Regions from separate parts of the Homo sapiens genome. Here region 2 is linked to region 1. Evidence: read pairs that join two places in POLR2A ChIA-PET (ENCODE). Cell type or tissue: Caco-2. All regions are shown on one strand. Links, peaks and the distances in the headings refer to the core of each region. The heading gives the core; the rest is flanking DNA. Region 1 has its middle 100 kb from the start of KCNK12. Region 2 has its middle 42 kb from the start of MSH6.

Region 1 (2,500 bases), core at 1-2,500:
GATCTCCTGACCTCGTGATCCGCCCGCCTCGGCCTCCCAAAGTGCTGGGATTACAGGCGTGAGCCACCGCGCCCGGCCGGATGTTTCTTTATGCCTGATTTTTTCAGAATTTGGAAACTATTTGTGAGTATTCATATTTTATGGCAATATAGTAAGTACAAGGCAATATAGTTTACTATAAAAATTTATTTGTATAAGTTCAATAATCTGTTCTTCTAACAACACGATTGGAGACATTCTGTTGTTTGTTTTTGTTCTTTTTTACTGAAGCTTTGACTGGAATGTCATATTTTCAGATATGACCAAACAGCTTTAAAAAATTGAGGTTGGCATTATGAAGCCAATAGAAGTTCCTGGAAAAACTGGCCTAGTACCTTAAATACATGGTTCACATGGTTGCCCTGTGGTAAGTAAAGAATGCCACTTTCTGACAGGCCTAGGAACTTCAGGATATTTTGGGGATCTCAAGAAGAGAGAAATTAATCCAGTTTGTACAGGTGTTACAGACATAGTCTAAGGATGAGTCAAATCCTTGGCTTGGCTTCGTAGCCTTGAGAGGCTTTAAAAAGTCTAATCTGAGATTCCTTATGAAAAGTTCCAGCAAAGCTTTTAAAAACAGCCTATATTGGCCAGGCATGGTGGCTCACACCTGTAATCCCAACACTTTGGGAGGCTGATGCGAGTGGATCACCTGAGGTCAGAAGTTTGGGAGCAGCCTGGCCAACATGGCAAAACCCCGTCTCTACTAAAAACACAAAAATTATCTGGGCCTGGTGGAACACACCTGTAGTCCCAGCTACTAGGGAGGCCGAGGCAGGACAATCGCTTGAACCCAGGAGATGGAGGTTGCAGTGAGCTGAGATCGCGCCACTGCACTCCAGCCTATGCGAGAGAGTGAGACTCCATCTCAAAAAAAAAAAAAAGAGCCTATAAGATAAATCACTATTCTTGCTAAACTTATGTATGTAATCAGGCCAAAGACTAAACTTATTTTGCAAAGAAATTGATCTTACTATGATTTGGTAGAAATGACAACTGGAGAGGAGAAAAATATGTTTCAGAAGAAAACTATAGTGTACCTGTTGTAAGAGTCCAGCCCTGTTCATTGTTTTTGAATTTGCATTATTTGCCTACAATTTGTACTGAACCCTGAATATTTTCCTGGCTATAAGTCTACAAACTAACTTTTCCAAATTTTTATCCCAATTTTCTGACTTGGACTCACTGAAATTAAAACTGTCTTTTTCATGAGGCCTTACAAGCCTAAGCTAATAAACTTGGTTTTGAAAAAGAATCAATGCAACAGCTTATATTTGAAGAAAATTTACATGCCAACTGTAATCTAGAAAAAATCTGTCAGCTAGCTACTGGTCTTCTGACCTAACTGTCTTCCAGACTCTAGAGGGACTAGTTCGTAGACCACTCCAGACATTGGCCTTTGTTTTTCTTCTGTTTCCATAAAAATGCCTCCTATTAAGGATATATTTGCCTGCGTCATATATAGAGGCCTAGCTTTGAGATCCCATCTGCAACTCCATTTTCTAAAATGAGACACAACTGTTTAATTGGACTGGCCTATTCCCAGAAATGAGAGACTGGTTTAATTGGATATTTTACCACTCAGTTACTAACCTGATTTCTCTCTCCACAACCATAACTCAACTTATAGTGTACAAAACTTCTAGGGAAGTTTCAGACTGGGGAAATGAAGGAGACTAGGGAATTTCATCCCAAAATATGGCACCGTAGTATTGCAGATTACTTTATATTAATGGCTGCGCGTGTGGCTATAATGTCAGCACTTTGGGAGGCTGAGGTGGGCTGATCGCTTGAGCTCAGGAGTTTGAGATCAGGCTGGGCAACATGGCAAAACCCTGTCTCTATCAAAAAAAAAAAAAAAAAAATATATATATATATATATATATATATATATATATATATATATATATACACAAAAAGTTGGCTGGGCATTGTGGCACGTGCCTGTACTCCCAGCTTCTTAGGAGGCTGAGGTGGGAGGATCACTGGAGCCCAGAAGGTCAAGGTTGCAGTGAGCCAAGACAGCACCACTGCACTCCAGCCTGGGTGCCAGAGTGAGGTCCTCTCTCAACAATTAATGAATTAAAGGCCCTTGGAGACCAGCAGATGGTGGAAGAAGCTTTACTCTGCTATTCCCTTATCTACCTAAAGTCTGAACCTGCCAAAGAAGAAAACTATTACTTCTGGTTTCTTCCCTGAGTTTTCATTAATTTAACTCACATCTCAGGAAGAGAGACTGAAGTCTGTCAACACACCTGAACAGATTTTTGTCACAAACTATTGTCTGCTTTGCGGGCCCAATAAACTTAGTCCTCGGCCATTATATGTTCTCCAAGGCCATTACATTCCTCTAACTATCATGTACTATCCCCAAAATTGCCACATTTCTCTTACCTCCCCTTACTCTATCAAAAAGGGTACATATGCCTCTGTACCCCATTGGGTTATTGAGTCATCATTC
Region 2 (17,000 bases), core at 8,914-11,413, 68 kb before region 1:
GCTAATAACTAGATTGCCATAAAATAAGAATACTCATGAATAATTTTTAAACTTTGGAGAAATCAGGTAGAGAGAGACAGGTAAATGTTTCCATTTTGCTAATAAATGTATCTTTTACTCTATGTCTATAAGCTATAAATTACTCAAAAGACAAAAGTTTTATTGATTCTGCAGAACAAAATATAAAAGCAATCAGCAGTGTTTCAAATAAAAAGTCATAAAAGCCATTTTATCCCTTTATCAGATCAGTTCCATATAATTGATTCCTGTTCTGCTTGATGTTGGGTTAGCAATATTCATGAATGATGCATCAGTTTATTAGAATTCTGAAAGTTTTAACTTAATCCAATGATATGATCTCCAAAGTTATCAGAAACTTGTGTTCATGGCTGGGCATGGTGGCTCACGCCTGTAATCCCAGCACTTTGGGAGGCAGAGGCGGGTGGATCACTTGAGGTCAGGAGTTAAAGACCAGCCTGGCCAACATGGTGAAACTTCATCTCTACTAAAAATACAAAAAAAAAAAAAAATTAGCTGGGAGTGGTGGTGTGCACCTGTAATCCCAACAGTCCCCCAAAGTCTTAACTTATTCCAGCATTAGGTCAAAAGACCAAAGTCTAAAATCTCATCTGAGACAAGACAAGTCCCTTCTGCCTATGAGCCTATAAAATCAAAAACAAGTTAGTTACTTCCAAGATACCATGAGGGTACAGGCATTGGATAAATGCTCCCATTCCAAAAGGGAGAAATGGGTCAAAAGAAAGGGGCTACAGGCCTCATGCAAGTTTGAAATCCAGCAGGGTGGTCATTAAATCTTAAAGCTCCAAAATAATCTCTGTTGACTCCATGTCGCACATTCAGGGCATACTGTTGCAAGGGGTGGTATTCCAAAGCCTTGGGCAGTCCTGCTTCTGTGGCTTTCCAGGGCTGCTCTCAAGGGCTGATGTTGAGTGCCTGCAGCTTTTCCAAGTGCAGGGTGCAAGCTGTCAGTGGATCTACCATTCTGGGGTCTGGAGGATATTGGTCCTCTTCTCACAGCTCTACAGGGAAGTGCCCAATGGGGGCTCTGTGAGGGAGCTCTAACCCCCATATTTCCCCACCGCACTGCCCCAGAAGTGGTTCTCCATGAGGGCTCCACCCCTGTGGCAGGCTTCTGAGTGGACATCCAGTCTTTTCCATACATCCTCTGAAATCTAGGCAGAGGCTCCCAAGCCTCAGCTCTTGCACTCTGCACACCTGGATGCTTAACACTCTGTGGAAACCACCAAGGCTTCTGGCTTGCACTCTCTGAAGTAGTAACCCACGCTGTACCTGGGACCTTTTGAGCCAAGGCTGGAACTGGAGTGGTTGGGATGCAGGGAGCTGTGTCCTGAGGCTGTGCAGAGTGATGGGGCCCTGGGCCTGGCCCAGGAAACCATTCTTCCCTTCTAAGTCTCCAGACCTCTGATGAAAAGGGCTGTGGTGAATGTCTGTGAAATGTCTTCAAGGCCCTTTCCCCATTGTCTTCACTATTAGCATTTACCTTCTTTTTAGTTACGCAAAATTTATGCAGCTGGCTTTAATTGCTCCCCGAAGGTGGGCTTTTCTTTCCTTTTCTTTTCTTTTCTTTTTTTTTGAGTTGGAGTCTCTCACTGTCACCCAGGCTGGAGTGCAATGGCACGACCTTGGCTCACTGCAATCTTCACCTCCTCGGTTCAAATGATTCTCCTGCCTCAGCCTCTTGAGGAGCTGGGATTATAGGCATGTGCCACCACACCCAGCTAATTTTTGTATTTTTAGTAGAGACGGGGTTTCATCATGTTGGCCAGGCTGGTCTCGAACTCCTGACCTCATGATCTCCCTGCCTTGGCCTCCCAAAGTGCTGGGATTACAGGCGTGAGCCACCACACCTGGCCAGTGGGCTTTTCTTTTCTACCACATGGCCAGGCTCCAAATTTTTCAAGCTTTTATGCTTTGCTTCCCTTTTACTTTTTATTTATTTAGTTTTGAGACAGGGTCTCTGTCACTCAGGCTAGAGTGCAGTGGCACAATCATTGCCTTGCACAGCCTTGACCTCCTGGGCTCAGCCTTCTGAGTGGCAGAGACTATAGGCGTGTGCCACCACACCTGGCTACTTATTTATTTATTTATTTTATAGAGACAGGGTTTGTCCATGTTGCCCAGGCTAGTCTTGAACTCCTGGGCTCAAGTGATCTGTCTGCCTTGGCCTCCCAAAATTCTAGGATTACACGCATGAGCCACTGTGCCCATCCTGCTTCCCTTTTCAATATAAGTTTCAGGTTTACATCATTTCTTTACTCATGCATATGGGAATCAGTGGTTAGAAGCAGCCAGGCTACCTCTTGAACACTTTGCTGCTTATAAATTTTTTTCACCAGATACCCTAAGTCATCATTCTCAAGTTCAAAGTTCCATAGATCCCTAGGGCAGGGGCACAATGCCTCCAAGTTCTTTGCTAAGGCATAACAAAAGTGACCTTTGCTCCAGTTACCAAAAAGTTCCTCATTTCCATCTGAGACCTCCTAAGCCTGGACTTCATTGTCCATATCACTATAAGCATTTTGGTCACAACAATTTAACAAGTCTCTAGGAAGTTCCAAATTTTCCCTCATCTTCCTGTCTTCTTCTGAGCCCTCAAAACTGTTCCAACCCCTGTTTGTTACCCAGTTCCAAAGCTGCTTCTGCATTTTCAGGTGTCTTTATAGCAATGACCTACTCCTCAGTACCAATTAGTCCATTATGGGCTATAAAGAAATACCTGAGACTAGGTAATTTATAAAGAAAAGAGGTTTAATTGGCTCATGGTTCTGCAGGCTGTGCAGGAAGCATAGCAACTTCTGCTTCTTCAGAGGCCTCAGGAAACTTACAATCATGGTGGAAGGTGAAGGGGAAGCAGGCACATCTTGCATGGCTGGAGTAGGAAGGGTGGGGGTTGCTACAAACTTTTAACAACCAGATCTGATGATAACTCACTCACTATCACAGGAATAGTTCCAACGGGATGGTGCTAACCCATTCATGAGAACTCCGCCCCCATGATCAAATCACCTCCCACCAGGCTCCATCTCCAATACTGGGGATTACAATTTAACATGAGATTTGTTGGGGACACTGATCCAAAGTATATTAACATATCAATAACATAGTTATACAAATATTTCTTACTTGACAGTGTTTCCTGTACACTTTTAACATACCAGATAAGCCTAACATGGCTCTCTTGGACTTACAGGTGTTCCTTTTGGAAAAGTCTTCTTTTTTTTTTTTTTTTTTTTTTTTTTTGAGATGGAGTTTTGCTCTGTCACCCAGGCTGGAATGCAGTGGCACAATCTCCGCTCACTGCAACCTCCGTCTCCTGGGTTCACATGATTTTCCTGCGTCAGCCTGCAGAGGAGCTGCAATTACAGGCTACCACACCTGGCTAATTTTTAGTGGAGATGAGGTTTCACCATGTTGGCCAGGTTGGTCCCAAACTCCTGACCTCTAGTGATCTGGCCACTTTGGCCTCCCAAAATGCTGGAATTACAGGCGTGAGCCACCATGCCCAGCCTGTTGTGTAAACTTTAAGCAATATCTTTCCCATTATAAAAGTTTTCTTGTGGCTTGAGTGTAGGACGATGCTCTTAAAAATTGAGATTTCCTTTACAGATATTTATTTTACAAAGTGTTACAAAATAGCCAGCTAAATGCCACAGGTCTTATTTTAAATACCAATCTAGTTAGATAGGTGGTCTTTTCAATTTAGCTTGTTTCTGCTTAATTAGATTACTGACTTTAGGGTGGAACCCTTTAGTGAATAGGGCAAGGGAAGCATTTGTAGTCTTCAGGGTCAAATATTTAAATGTGAAAAGCAGGCACAACTGGAAGGCAGGGCATCGAAATTTTTAAAAATCAAGGGTCCCATTTTTACTGCATCCTGGGTCCCCAAAAGTTGGAAATGCCATGAGACCAGCCATGCGGTGGGTGACCCAATAAACCCATTCTAGCCTATCCCCCATGGGAGTCTTATCCCTCAATGATGAGCAGTCTTACACCTTTGAAGTGTTCAAATGATGCCTTTCTCATCTAAATGCACAAAGAAAAGTGTGCCCTGCCTGCAGTAGCAACCATTCATTGTATCCCCTGTCAGCCATTTCCAAAACTGCAGCCTTCACCAGTGACTTGTCAACCAGTGCACACACAAACGTCAGGTTCCCGCTCACAGCACAAAGCAACTCATGGAACCCACTAAAACCAAAGAGATTAGGCGATACAATGCAAAAAGGAATAGAGCTTTAGACCTGAAAGAAATTGCCCACAACACTTCAGACTCCATAAGGAAAACAGAAACTCCAAAAAGCAGGTGAGTGGTGCTGTGTTCTGTGTTCTTCAAGGGGTCTCAGGGTCATTAGAAGTCTCTTCTAAGCTTCATGTGGTATTGAAAATGACAAAAGGAAGGAGAAGCAGATGTGGAAGAAAATAGAAGAACAAGTCTTAGAGGAGCCAATTTGGGAAGATTTTCCGCTTTCAAAAAGGCCAATGAAGTTTTACATTTTTCTCAGCAAAAATCATGCCAATAAGATAGGAAGCAAACAGTGGGATCAAACACATTTAAAAAGGGGCTTTAGCTGACTGAGAAAAATCCCAGAAACAGAATCCAAAAAAGGAAAAAGAAGAAATATTTTATTCTCAAAAAAATTATAGCCTAAATATCAGCTTTTTTTTTTTTTTTTTTTTTTTTTTTGAGACAAGGTCTTGCTCTGTCACCCAGACTGAAAGCAGTGGCATAATCCAGCTCATTGAAACCTTGAACTCCTGGGCTCAACGATCTCCAGCTCATTGAAACCTTGAACTCCTGGGCTCAACGATCCTCCTAACACAGCCCCCTGGGTAGCTAGGACTACAGGTCTGTGCCACCATGCCTGACTATATATATATATATATATATATATATATATATATATATATATATATATATATATATATATATATTTTTTTTTTTTTTAACATTTTTTGTAGAGACGGGGTTTGCTATGTTGCCTAGGCTGGTCTTGAACTCCTGGCCTCAAGTAATCCTCCTGCCTCATTCTTTCTGATGCAGGATTTTTCTCAGCCTCACTTTGCCAGCTGGAAACTTCTGTGGCTGTCAGGGCCTCTGCTTATTTCTTCCCACCACCCCACTCCAGCCCATGGCTCCCAGCTGGCTTGGCTCTGCAAGCCGCTTCCCATCATGTGGGGCAGCTGCCTGGCACTGGCAAAGGATGGGAGGGCTACAGCTTACAGCTCCTTTCATCCCCTACTGTTTGGTGGGTCCCAGGTTCTTGTGTGTGGTGTGTGGTTTGTGTGTGGTGTGTGGTTTGTGTGTGGTGACTGGTTTGTGAGTATGCAAAAGACCCAAAAGAAAGACACCACTCAAAGGTGGGGAAGACAGTGTAAAAAAAACAATTAGGGAAGGGTAGGATATGTAAAATAGGTGAACGGTGAGGATCAAACAGAGGAAAGTGCACCAAATGGGAAGAGAGATTCCCAACCCAGTCTGTAGACTTGACTTGTAGCTTGGCTTTCAGGCTTTAAACTCTTTGGATTGAAGATGGGGTTTCACAGGGGACCCCACCTCCATCTGCCTAGACATTGGCCTGCCTCCTGCCGCTATCAATTCTTCGCCAAGTGTTGGGATTGTAGCAGTGAACCACTGCTCCCAGTACTAAATATCAACTTTTAGTGAAGATGACTTCTTCCCATAGAACTCTCAAAAAGAATCTTTTTGAATCTCTTATTATCAGATTTCAGCCAGGAAAAACATAAATTAGGTCTCCCATTCAGTGTGTCTGGTTTTAAAACCAGCTTTTTTTCTAGTTGTGAATGCAAATGAATTATTGTTATTATTATTATTTTTTGAGGAAAGGTCTCACTCTGTCAACCCAGGCGGGAGTGCAGTGGTGTGATCACGGCTTATTGCAGCCTCGACCTGTGGGGCTCAAGTGATCCTCCCACTTATTTTTTTATTTTTTGTAGAGAAAAGGTCTCACTATGTTGCCCAGGATGGTCTCAAATTCCTGGGCTCAAGTGGTCCTCTCACCTCGGCCTCCCAAAATGCCGATATTACAAGTGTGAGCCATGGCACCCAGCTGAATTATTTCAGACATTTCAGAAGATCCCTACTTTGGCTTCTGCTGCTTTTGAGTGTCCCAGGTTAAGCGAGCCCACTTTTCCTAGATATTTACAAGAAGACACCTGTAAGGGTTATACGTAAATCCAGCTGGTATTTCTAAAAAGAGTGCTTAGATTTTGAAGCTGATTTCCCATAATTTAAGAACTTTTCAAAAGTGGCCAATGGGGGAATGTGTTTAAGGTCAAAGTGTGACATGTCTCACACTGTCTCTAACTACCATGTGGCAGCACAGTGATCAAGGCATGGGAAACCAGACGTGTTATACGTGTCCAGAAGAGCAAAAAGGGGGTACACGTTTCAGTTAGGAACTAACAGGAACTGGTCACAAATGAAAGGCTAAGTCCACATTTTCAAGTGATGGAAAACAGCAGCCACCTTTTTTTTTTTTCTTTTTTTTGAGACAAGGTCGTGCTCTGTTGGCCAGGTTGGAGCATAGTGGCGTGATCACAGCTCACTGCAGCCCCGAACTCCTGGGATTAAGCAATCCTCCCACTTTGGCCTCCCAAAGTGCTGGGATTTCAGATGTGAGGCACCGTGCCTGGCTGAGCTGCAATCTTAAAAGCATGCTCTATGAAACTATGGGGGCCAAAGCCCTTGGTCCCCTAAAGGTTTGCTGAAAAATCACTGACATAAGGCAGATTGATTAATAGGAGAAAAGCCATACAGATTTGTTTGACGTGTATACACAGGAGCCTTCAGCATGAAGACCCAACCTCCTAATGAGTACAGAAGCTCAGATACCATCTTATTTTTCTCTCTCTCTCTCATGCTAAGAACTCTCCACAAATGGAAGGTTATATGCCATCTTGAGGTTACAGAAAGAATGGGGACTTCGATCCTGGCAAAACAGGTTATGGAGGTGGGGAGAAGAAGAATTCTGTTGAGGGGATTATTAGGGAGAATGAATGGATCTGGCAACAGAGATGAACTTGTAAATAGTTCGCTTTGAAATTTAAATGATCCTTGGAAACTGTCATTAAAACGGGTCTGTTCAGGTGTGTTTACGCCTTGGTCTTATTTTCTGCAATAGATAATGAGAAAACAGGGAGGGGAAGCAAAAAACAATCGTTCTCCTTGGTGGGTCTGGATCTTAAGCAGATAAAGGAACTTCAGCCTCTACAGGGGAGACAGTGGTGGGAGGGAGAGGTCAGAGAGACCTTGAGGCTTCTCAATTTCAATCTGTCAAAATGCTATCTTTTGGGGTATTGGTTTCTGAGCCCCAACAAAATGAAACCACCAGTACCTAACTGTCAATCTTTTGATCAAAAATTCTGCTGTGTCACAGGGGTAGAAAAACTTTGACCAGAACCCCTGATCCCAAGGCAGAGGGAGAAAAAAGGTAGTTCCCTGAAGAGCTTTTTACTCAAAGGTCCTGTTCAAAGGCAAAGCCCGAAGCTCTCCCCAGGACAGAGAGGGTTTGAAAAATAGTTCAAACAACGTTTGGACCTTCAATCAAAGAGTGGGAGGTTCTAATTCAGGAGAACTCACCCAAAACATCAGATGGGACACTGGAGGGAATGTTCATGCTGGTACCCAGTATCACTTTCAGAGAGAAACACAGGGTGGTTGAGGGGAGTTACTTTGAATCCTGCCAATTTCACCAGATTAGTCAACCTAAAAGGAAGAAGCTGAGGCCAACATAATGTAAGTAGAGTTTATTTGGGCCAAGCTTGAGGACTCCAACCTGGGAGCATAGATTCAAGTTGCCCTCTGATTAGCAACAGATACGAGTTGATTTTTAAAGGAAAAGAAGAGGCAGTTCCTAAATTCTTTACCAAGAATTTACATTTAAATAACATAAGCTATTGATTGGCTATCCATTGTTCTTTGTCCAGGGACATGAAGATAATGGATGAGGCAGCTAATCAGGAACAAAATGACTTTAAGCAATTGCCCTCAGACATGGATGCATGTGGTGAGGTGTGACTGAAGTCCCATACTCGTGTCTCTCTGGACCTGCATATCTCACACAGCTCAGACTTCTGTCAGCTGTTTTTCTTTTCTCAGAAGAAATGACGTACAGATTTATTAATGTGCACAAGGAGAACCACAGAGTGATTACTCCCACCCTTTCATGGGGTTCAGAAGCTTGTGTACCATCTTGAGGTTACAGAAGGAATGCCACCTTGGATTGTGGCAAAACACGTTCTGGGATAGGGAGAACATGTTATGCAGATGAAACCTTACAGGTAGCAGCCCTCAGAAAGAATAGAAGGTAGATGTTTCTTTCAGACTTTTAAGGTGTCAGACTTTCTAATCTTGCCCAGATCCAGATAGGGGAGGGCTTCAGAAACAGCCTGGTGGCATCAATGCAGATTCTTGCTGCAGATGCAAATCTTTCTCATAAGGAGATGGCTTTTAAGCTCTTTGTGTATTTCCGCCCTTCTGAATAGCCATCTTGAAATATGCCAAAGAGGGCCAGGTGCGGTGCTTACGCCTGTAATCCCAGTACTTTGGGAGGCCGAGGCAGGCGGATCACCTGAGGTCAGGAGTTCGAGACCAGCCTGGCCAACCTGGTGAAACCCCCTCTCTACTAAAAATGAAAAAATTCAGCTGGGCGTGGCGGTGGGCACCTGTAATCCCAGCTACTCAGGAGGCTGAGGCAGGAGAATCGCTTGAACCCAGGAGGCGGAGGTTGCAGTGAGCCGGGATGGCACCATTGCACTCCAGCCTGGGCAACAAGAGTGAAACTCCACCTCAAAAAAAAAAAAAAAAAAGGAAATATGCCAAAGAAGTGTATTTTGGACTGGAATATTTTGGTTTCCTTCAAGACATTAGGGCAGTGTCGACAAAGAGAGTCAAACTCTGTAAAATATTTAAAGAGGTTTATTCTGAGCCAAACATGAGTGACCAAGGCCCAAGGCACAGTCTCAAGAGGTTCTGAGAACATGTGCCCATGATGATTGGATTATAACTTGGTTTTATATGTTTCAGGGAGACATAAGATATCAATCAATGCATGTAAGTTATGCATTGGTTTGATTCAGAAAGGTGGTAGAGCATGAACCTGTGGCTCACAAGTCATAGATAAATTCAGAGATTTTCTGATTGGCAATTGGTTGAAAGGGTTATTATTTAAAGACCTGCAATCAATAGAAAGGAGTGTCTGGGTTAAGATAAGGGGTTGAAATAGTTTGGATATTTGTCCCCCAAAATCTCAGGTTGAGATATAATCACCAATGTTGGAAGTCGGGCCTGGTGGGAGGCATTTGGGTCTTGGGGGTGGATCCCTCATGGCTTGGTGCTGTCTTCACGATAGTGAGTGACTTCTCATGAGACCTGGTTGTTTAAAAGTGTATGGCATCACGCCCCTCCCCCCGGCTCTTGCTCCCTCTCTTGCCATGTGACATGCCTGCTCCTGCTTTGCCTTCTGTCATGAGTAAAAGCTCCCCAAGGCCTCCCTAGAAGCTCAGCAGATGTTGGTGCCATGCTTGTACAGCCTACAGAACCATGAGCAAATTAAACCTCTTTTTTATATATATAAAAATTACCCAGTCTCAGGTATTTATTTATTTATTTATTTATTTATTTATTTATTTTTTGAGACAGAGTCTTGCCATGTCGCCCAGGCTGGAGTGCAGTGGCACAATCTCGGCTCACTGCAACCTCCACCTCCTGGGTTCAAGTGATTCTCATGCTTCAGCCTCCCAAGTAGCTGGGATTACAGGCACCTGCCACCATGCCCAGCTAACTTTTGTATTTTTAATAGAGACGGGGTCTCACCATGTTGGCCAGGCTGGTCTCGAACTCCTGACCTCAAGTGATCCACCTGCTTTGGCCTCCCAAAGTGCTGGGATTACAGGCATGAATCACTGTGCCTGGCCAGGTATTTCTTTATAGCAATGCAAGAATGCGCTAACACAGTGCAACCTGGCCTAACGGGTTGTGGAGACCAAAGTTCTTATTTGTAGAATAGATAGTAAATGTCTTTTATGAGGCCTTAAGATGTGCCAGACTCTTAGTTAATTCTTTCCTGGATCAGGAAAAAACTTGCAAAGGAGAGGGGGTTCTCTACAGAATATAGATTTTCTCCACAGGAGACAGCTTTGCAAGGCCATTTAAAAATATGTCAGGCCGGGCACAGTGGTTCACACCTGTAATCCCAGCATTTTGGGAGGCCAAGGCAGTGGATCACTTGAGGTCAGGAGTTTGAGACCAGCCCAGCCAACATGGTGAAACCTCGTCTCTGCTAAAAATACAAAAATTAGCCAGGCGTGGTGGTGCATGTCTGTAATCCCAGCTACTCAGGAAGCTAAGGCACAAGAATCGCTTGAACCTGGGATGTGGAGGTTGCAATGAGCCAAGATTGTGCCATTGCGCTCTTGCCTGGGTGACAGAACGAGACTCCGTCTTAAAAAAAAAAAAAAAAGAAAGAAAAAAGAAAAAAGAAATTTATTTTCAGCTTACAGCAGGGTATTGAAAGGGAGAAAAAATATAATTTATTTTCTCAATCCTAATAACTTCTTAGCTGGGATACCTCTATAACAAAAGATAGACCAATAGGAGAAAAAGGTATACAAACTTAATGTGCATATGATCATAGGAGCTATACACACAGTATGAGACTCAAAGGAGGGGTCAGATGGCTGAAGTTTTAATACCATTCAGAGATTACAGAAATGATAGGGGTTTGGGGACTCTTGGGATGGAGGTAGCCTCATGGGTTATGGAACAATGAAGGGAGGAAAGCAAGGCAGGGAAAGGCTGTCTTTTTATGCAGATAAAACCCCAAAAGGTAGCAGCTCTCAGAAAAAATAGGTGGCAGCCTGGGGTAAGGTGTCTGCCAGACCTTTGCTCTCCTTTTCCTGTGAGTCAGCCTTTCCTAAATTCGGATAAGGGGGCTTCAGAGAAAGCCTGTTCGCATCTGCTGTTTACTTCACTCCACTAACGTTGATTTCCTCTACAGATGCAAGTCTCCCCCACAAAAGACAGTTTTTCAGGACTATTCTCGTGTTTGCAGCCCCTCAGAATAGCCATCTCAAAATATGCCAAAGAAGTATATTTTGGGGTGGCATATTTTTGGTTGCCTTCAGCATAAACAACCTGCATGCTTTACATGGCCCCAATCACGACATCACCCTACAGCCATTGGTATGTATGACTATAGCTTTCAATTATCAAAGAAAGGTTAAATGATACTCAGTGAATTCTTTTCAAGAAGGCAGGAAAGTTTGGACGTGGTGGCTTATGCCTGTAATCCCAGCACTTTGGGAGGCCGACGTGGGTGGATCACTTGAGGTCAGGAGTTTGAGACCAGCCTGGCCAACATGGCAAAACCCCATCTCTACTAAAAATACAAAAATTAGCTGGGTGTGTTGGTGGGCACCTATAATCCCAGCTACTCAGGAGGCTGAGGCAGGAGAATTGCTTGAACCCAGGGGATGTAGGTTGCAGTGAATCAAGATCGCGCGACTGCACTCTAGCCTGGGTGAAAGAGTGAAACTCCATTTCAAAAAAAAAAAAAAAAGAAGTCAGGGAAAAGCAATCCATTTTAGAACTATGATGGTGTAAAAGAAAATAAAGTTTCAGGGCCACCTAAATTTATTTTGCCATAAGCCCTGGAGACTGAGTCACATAGCATGATTACCATTCTGTTTCTTAGATTATAGATTAACTCTCTTCCTCATTGTTCTTATTCTGTAAATGACTAGGAGAGATCAGAGACTAGACCTCTCCACTTCCAATCACAAATCACAAAATGTTGCAGAGTTACTGCCTCTTTCATTGTCCTGTACATCACTGAGACCAGATGGTGCAAAATACCCCATGATTTACATCTTCACTGTGGGATGTTAACAATACCTTTCCCAAAAGGAAAAGTCCCCCTTGGCTAATAGAATCATTGTAACTACGCATTAAGCCTTATATAGAAAGATGTTGAAGCCAAGCATGGTGGTGCATACCTGTAATCCCAGCTACTTGGGAGTCTGACACGGGAGGATGGCTTGAGCCCAGGAGTTCGAGGCCATTGTGAGCTATGATTGCATCACTGCACTCCAGCCTGGGCAACAGGGTGTTTCTAAACAAAACAAAACAAAAACAGAAAGATGTTGAAATTCTGTTAAGTTTCCCTAAACTTTATCTATGTAAACAATTCCAACCTTCTACACTTCAGAACACTGACTTTCTTTCATTCTTTGGAATCTGTGCTTCCCAGGCAGCAGTCCTTACACTTTGTGCTTGAATAAACTCTCTTTAGATTAGAGTCTGAGCCTCTTGATTGTTTTCTGTTGACAGTGGTAAAAATATTAAAGTATTTAGAAAAAAAGTATTCAGCCTCGGAGTAGACATAGCCCCCACTCTTCAATGATCCCATTCCAGTGGACAGATAGAAATACCTCTCTGGGAAATCTCTGATGGATTTGAAGCACTGAGACCTTACTCTTGGACAACTCCTGGTCCTATGAAAGAAGGAGTTTCCAATATTGAGGATTTCCTGATGAAACCAGACAGATCAAGTCCCCTCCATTGGGGATATCCCAAGCGAATGGAGGAAGAATGGAATGAATCCAAGAGGAGAAGCACAGGCCTTGCTTGTCAGACAATTCTGGGGTCATACATGTACCCTGGCCTTTAGTGTGGTGGTGTGGGACACGGTAATCAGAACTCAGCTGGTCACCTTTCACTACCAGCCAAATTGTATAACTCACAAAGCAGATTTTCTGTAATATGTAATTATTGAGAATGAATAACTAAGGCGAAAAAAAAATCTATAGAGATGCTCCTTGACTTACAATGAAGTTATGTCCTGATAAATCCATCATAAGTAAAAAACGCATTTAATTCACCTAAACTACCAAACATCATAGCTTAGCCTGCTTGCCTTAACTGTGCTCAGATATTATCCTATAGTTGGCCAATATCATGAAATGCAAAGCCTATTTTATAATAAAGTGTGAATATCTCCTGTAATTTTTTATTTTTTATTTTTTTGTTAAGACGGAGTCTCACTCTGTTGCCCAGGCTGGAGTGCAGTGGCGCGATCTCGATTCACTGCAACCTCTGCCTCCTAGGTTCAAATGATTCTCCTGCCTCAGCCTCCCAAGTAGCTGGGATTACAGGAACACACCATTATGCCCAGCTTATTTTTGTATTTTTAGTAGAGATAGGTTTTCCCCATGTTGGCCAGGCTAGTCTCGAACTCCTGGCCTCAAGTGATCACCCGCCACGGCCTCTCAAAGTGCTGAGATTACAGGTGTGAGCCACTGCACCTGGCCTAGCTCATGTAATTTATGAACACTGTACTGAAAGTGAAAGACAGAATCCTTGTATGGGTCCTCACCATTAATGTGCATAACTGAAAGCACATTGGGCTTGAAGAATGTTTGAAGCATTGAACTAAAATTAATTGCTGGATGATAGGGATGCTACAGTGACAAGGTGATAAATTTCTCTCTCTTCTGATGAGGGTTGAGAATAGCTGGCAGAAGGCACTGAGGCATGGACACTTATTGTTGGTTTAGCAGGCATCCTGTTCTTCAGGAAGATACTAAGTTTTGACTGTAAAGTTTGTTTCTTCTTTTCATTACGTATTTCTGTATAGCAAGCTAGAGCATGTTGTAACTCCCTGTCAGTTCTTACAAATCTTCAGTAAAGATTGTGTGGAAAATGGATCCAGTGATATCCATTTCTTCTAAGGTTTATACCCCACTGCTGATAGTAGCAAACGCCTCCTCCAGTTTCTTTGCTGTGAATGTTCTTGGTGCCTCAGGTATAACTTCTTCTTCTTCTGCCTCAGCTTCTTCACTTATTTCTTCCCCCAGTTTGATCAGTTCCTCATTAGAAAGCTCTTCAGCCTCAGTGCCAACAAGCTCATGAATATCCTCTTTATTGATGTCTAATTCTAGCTGTTTCCCAAGCACTAATATCTTGTTACTTACTATTTCATCAACAGCAGAATTTTTGTTAAAGCCTTTGAATGTGTTCAACATATGTCTTTTAAACTTTCTTCCAAATGCCGTTCATGCATTGCTGTGTGACTTCTTCCCAAGCTGAAGCAATGTTCCAGATAGTATTTAGAATGTTAAAACCTTTCCAAAACTCTTGGAGAGTCTGGCCAGATTCCACTGCTTCAACAGCCTATGTGAACGTTTGGCATAAATAGTATGCTTTGAATGCAGCTATTGCACCTTGGTTCTTTGACTGAATGAGTGTAATTGTGTTCAGTGACAATACACAACCTTTACATCAGGATGCGTGTTGATGATATGGTGTGGGTACCCTGGAACATTGTCTAAGATCAGAAGAATCTTGAATCAGATGCTGTTTTGCCTACAATATCCTCTTGTCAATAGCGTAACACAGTTCAAAAAGTAGTCTGAAAACAGTGCTGACTTGTTTTCAAGGCTTGTAATCCAGGCTTTCTTGTTATGGCAGTAATAAAAAGGAACTAAGTATATGCTTATTCACATTCTTGAATGCTCTAGGGTTCTCCAAGTGGAGAATTTGAACCATGCAACATTTCCACCCAAAAACAGCATTATAAGGTCTTTGAATGCCTTGAATCCTGGCATCTTCCTGTACTCTTGATGAATGTATGGATGCTCTAGGATACGCTTCCAGAATAAGCTTGTTTCATTGGCATTAAATATTTGCTCTCACAAGTATTTCTTATTTACAATTATCTTACACAGCTCTTCTTTAAAAGCTTTGGCACATTTAGTATCTGCAATTGTGGCCTCACTGCTGACCTCTGCATTATGAAAATGATGACAACTTTTGAAGTGTTGGAACTACCCATGACTTGCTATAAACTTTTACATATCCAACGGATCATCAGCACGTTCTTTTAAAGTATTGAAAAGTCTTCTTGCCTTAGCCTGGATCATCAGAAGGCGAAGTGGCATGTGCTTCTGTATCTGGTCTTCCATTCACATGACAAGTAATTTTTCCATATCATCAGTCAGCTCACCTCTTTTCTTTGTGATGACAGTGGATTTAACCAAGGCTGATCATTTCACTACATCACTTATGCACTTCTTTCCTTTAAGAAGGTGGAAATTATGGAATGTGAAAGTCCTAACTTGCCTGAGATGGCCATTACTTCCTTACCACCTTCATGCTGAGGAATTAAGATCTTGAGTTCCATCTCAAGGGTAATTGCCTTCCTCTTCTCACCAGAGGCAGGAGACACAAATGGGCATTTTGCAGACATAATGAGACGTGAAAGCATAAAACACAATATCCCCAAACACTGGGAACACAGTACACTGTAGGGTACCAGTTGTTTACCCTCGTGATCGCTGCTACCCAGGATCTTGAGAGAGTATCATACCACATATGGCTAGCCTGGGAAAAGTACAGTTTCTACTGAATGTATATCAAATTCACATTATTATAAAGTCTAAAAACTGTAAGTTGAACCCTCATAAGTTGGAGGCCATCTGTATATGGATCTTCCAGGAGGGCCATGGCAATGTGGTAAGCTGACTATTAAATGACTTAAAAGCCTAAGAAGTGTCTTCAAAAGAAAAATCAGCCATTTAACAGTTGCAGACTTATCAGGGGTAAGAAGAGAAGGACAAAAACTGAGATAGGTAAAGATAAGGCAAATAATAGTTGACACTTATCAAGGGCTTACTACATGCCAGGCTCTGTTCTGTTTTTCATGCGTTACTGCAGTCCTCACAAAGATCCTATGAAATAGGTATTACATTTTCTCCATTTTACAGAACAGGAAATTGAGGCACAAGGATGTCAGGTAACTTTCCCAAGTTTTAGTAAGAATTAGAGCTAGGATTTGAGACTGAGCAGTCCGGTTCTAGAATCGTGCACTTGCCCATCACCCTTGTGGGGGTCATGACCATTGGCCCCTAAAAGTTCACTGAAAAACTACTGACATGAGGCAAATTTATTAATAGAAGGAAAGACATATAAATTTATTTAATGTATTTACATGGGAGCCTTTGGAATGAAGACTCAACCCAACAATAAGATATAGAAACTTATATACCATCTTGAGGTTACAAAAAGAATGCAGGCTAAGAGTATGGCCCCAAACAGTTTACGTTGGTAAATCATGTTTAGTAGCAAGACATGGTGTGAAAGGGAGAAAGAAAGAGGCCTGGCTTGCAAAGATGGCTTTGTTATATAGATGAGGCCTCATAGGTAGCAGTCCTCAGAGAAGATAGATGGTAAAAGCCTTTTTTTTTTTAATTTAAATTTTTATTTTTATTTTAAGTTTCAGGATGCATGTGCCGGATGTGCAGGTTTGTTACATAGGTAAATGTGTGCCATCGTGGTTTGCTGCACAGATCAACCCATCACATAGCTACTCAGCTCAGCATGCATTAGCTATTTTTCCTAATGCTCTCCCTACCCCAACACCACCTCTTGACAGACCCCAGAGTGTGTTGTTCCCCTCCCTGTGTCCATGTGTTCTCACTGTTCAGCTCCCACTTATAAGTGAGAACATATGGTGTTTGGTTTTCAGTTCCTGCAAGAATTTGCTGAGGATAATGGCTTCCAGCTCCATCTATGTCCCTGCAAAGGACATGATCTTGTTTTTTTTGTGGTTGCATAGTATTCCATGGTGTATATGTACCACATTTTCTTTATCCAGTCTGTCACTGATGGGCGTTTGGGTTGATTCCATGTCTTTGCTATTGTGAATAGTGCCGCAATGAACATATGGCGAAGGTCTTTTTTCAGACCTTTCAAGGTGTCAGACTCAGTTAATCTCTCTTAGATATGGAAAATTTGTAGAAAAGGAAGGCCTGGCTGCATTAGTAGAGATTCTCTACAGATGCAAATTTTCCCCAGAAAAAAATAGCTTTGCAAGGACCTGTCTGTTTGCTGGCCCTGAAGCAACCATTTCAAAATATGTCAAAGAAATATATTTTGGGGTAAA

Evidence for each region. ChIA-PET counts read pairs that join two places held together with the same protein. Peaks named below come from ENCODE experiments on the same cell type or tissue, not always from the same donor. Only the 100,000 strongest peaks of a DNase experiment are listed, where the experiment ranks them.
Region 2: POLR2A ChIA-PET joins it to region 1 with 7 read pairs; 5 of 35 experiments call an interaction of 5 or more read pairs at or near these places.

The regions. Positions count from the first base shown.
Region 1 is chr2:47,669,721-47,672,220 of GRCh38, reverse strand. It overlaps a transcript of MSH2 not described here. Among named protein-coding and RNA genes, the nearest start is that of KCNK12, 100 kb to the right of the region's middle. In Caco-2, for the core only: no CTCF peak of the experiment used is centred there; no DNase peak of the experiment used is centred there.
Region 2 is chr2:47,732,561-47,749,560 of GRCh38, reverse strand. No RefSeq gene overlaps it. Among named protein-coding and RNA genes, the nearest start is that of MSH6, 42 kb to the left of the region's middle. RefSeq lists a silencer at 1,262-1,415. In Caco-2, for the core only: no CTCF peak of the experiment used is centred there; a DNase peak (open chromatin) is centred at 10,000.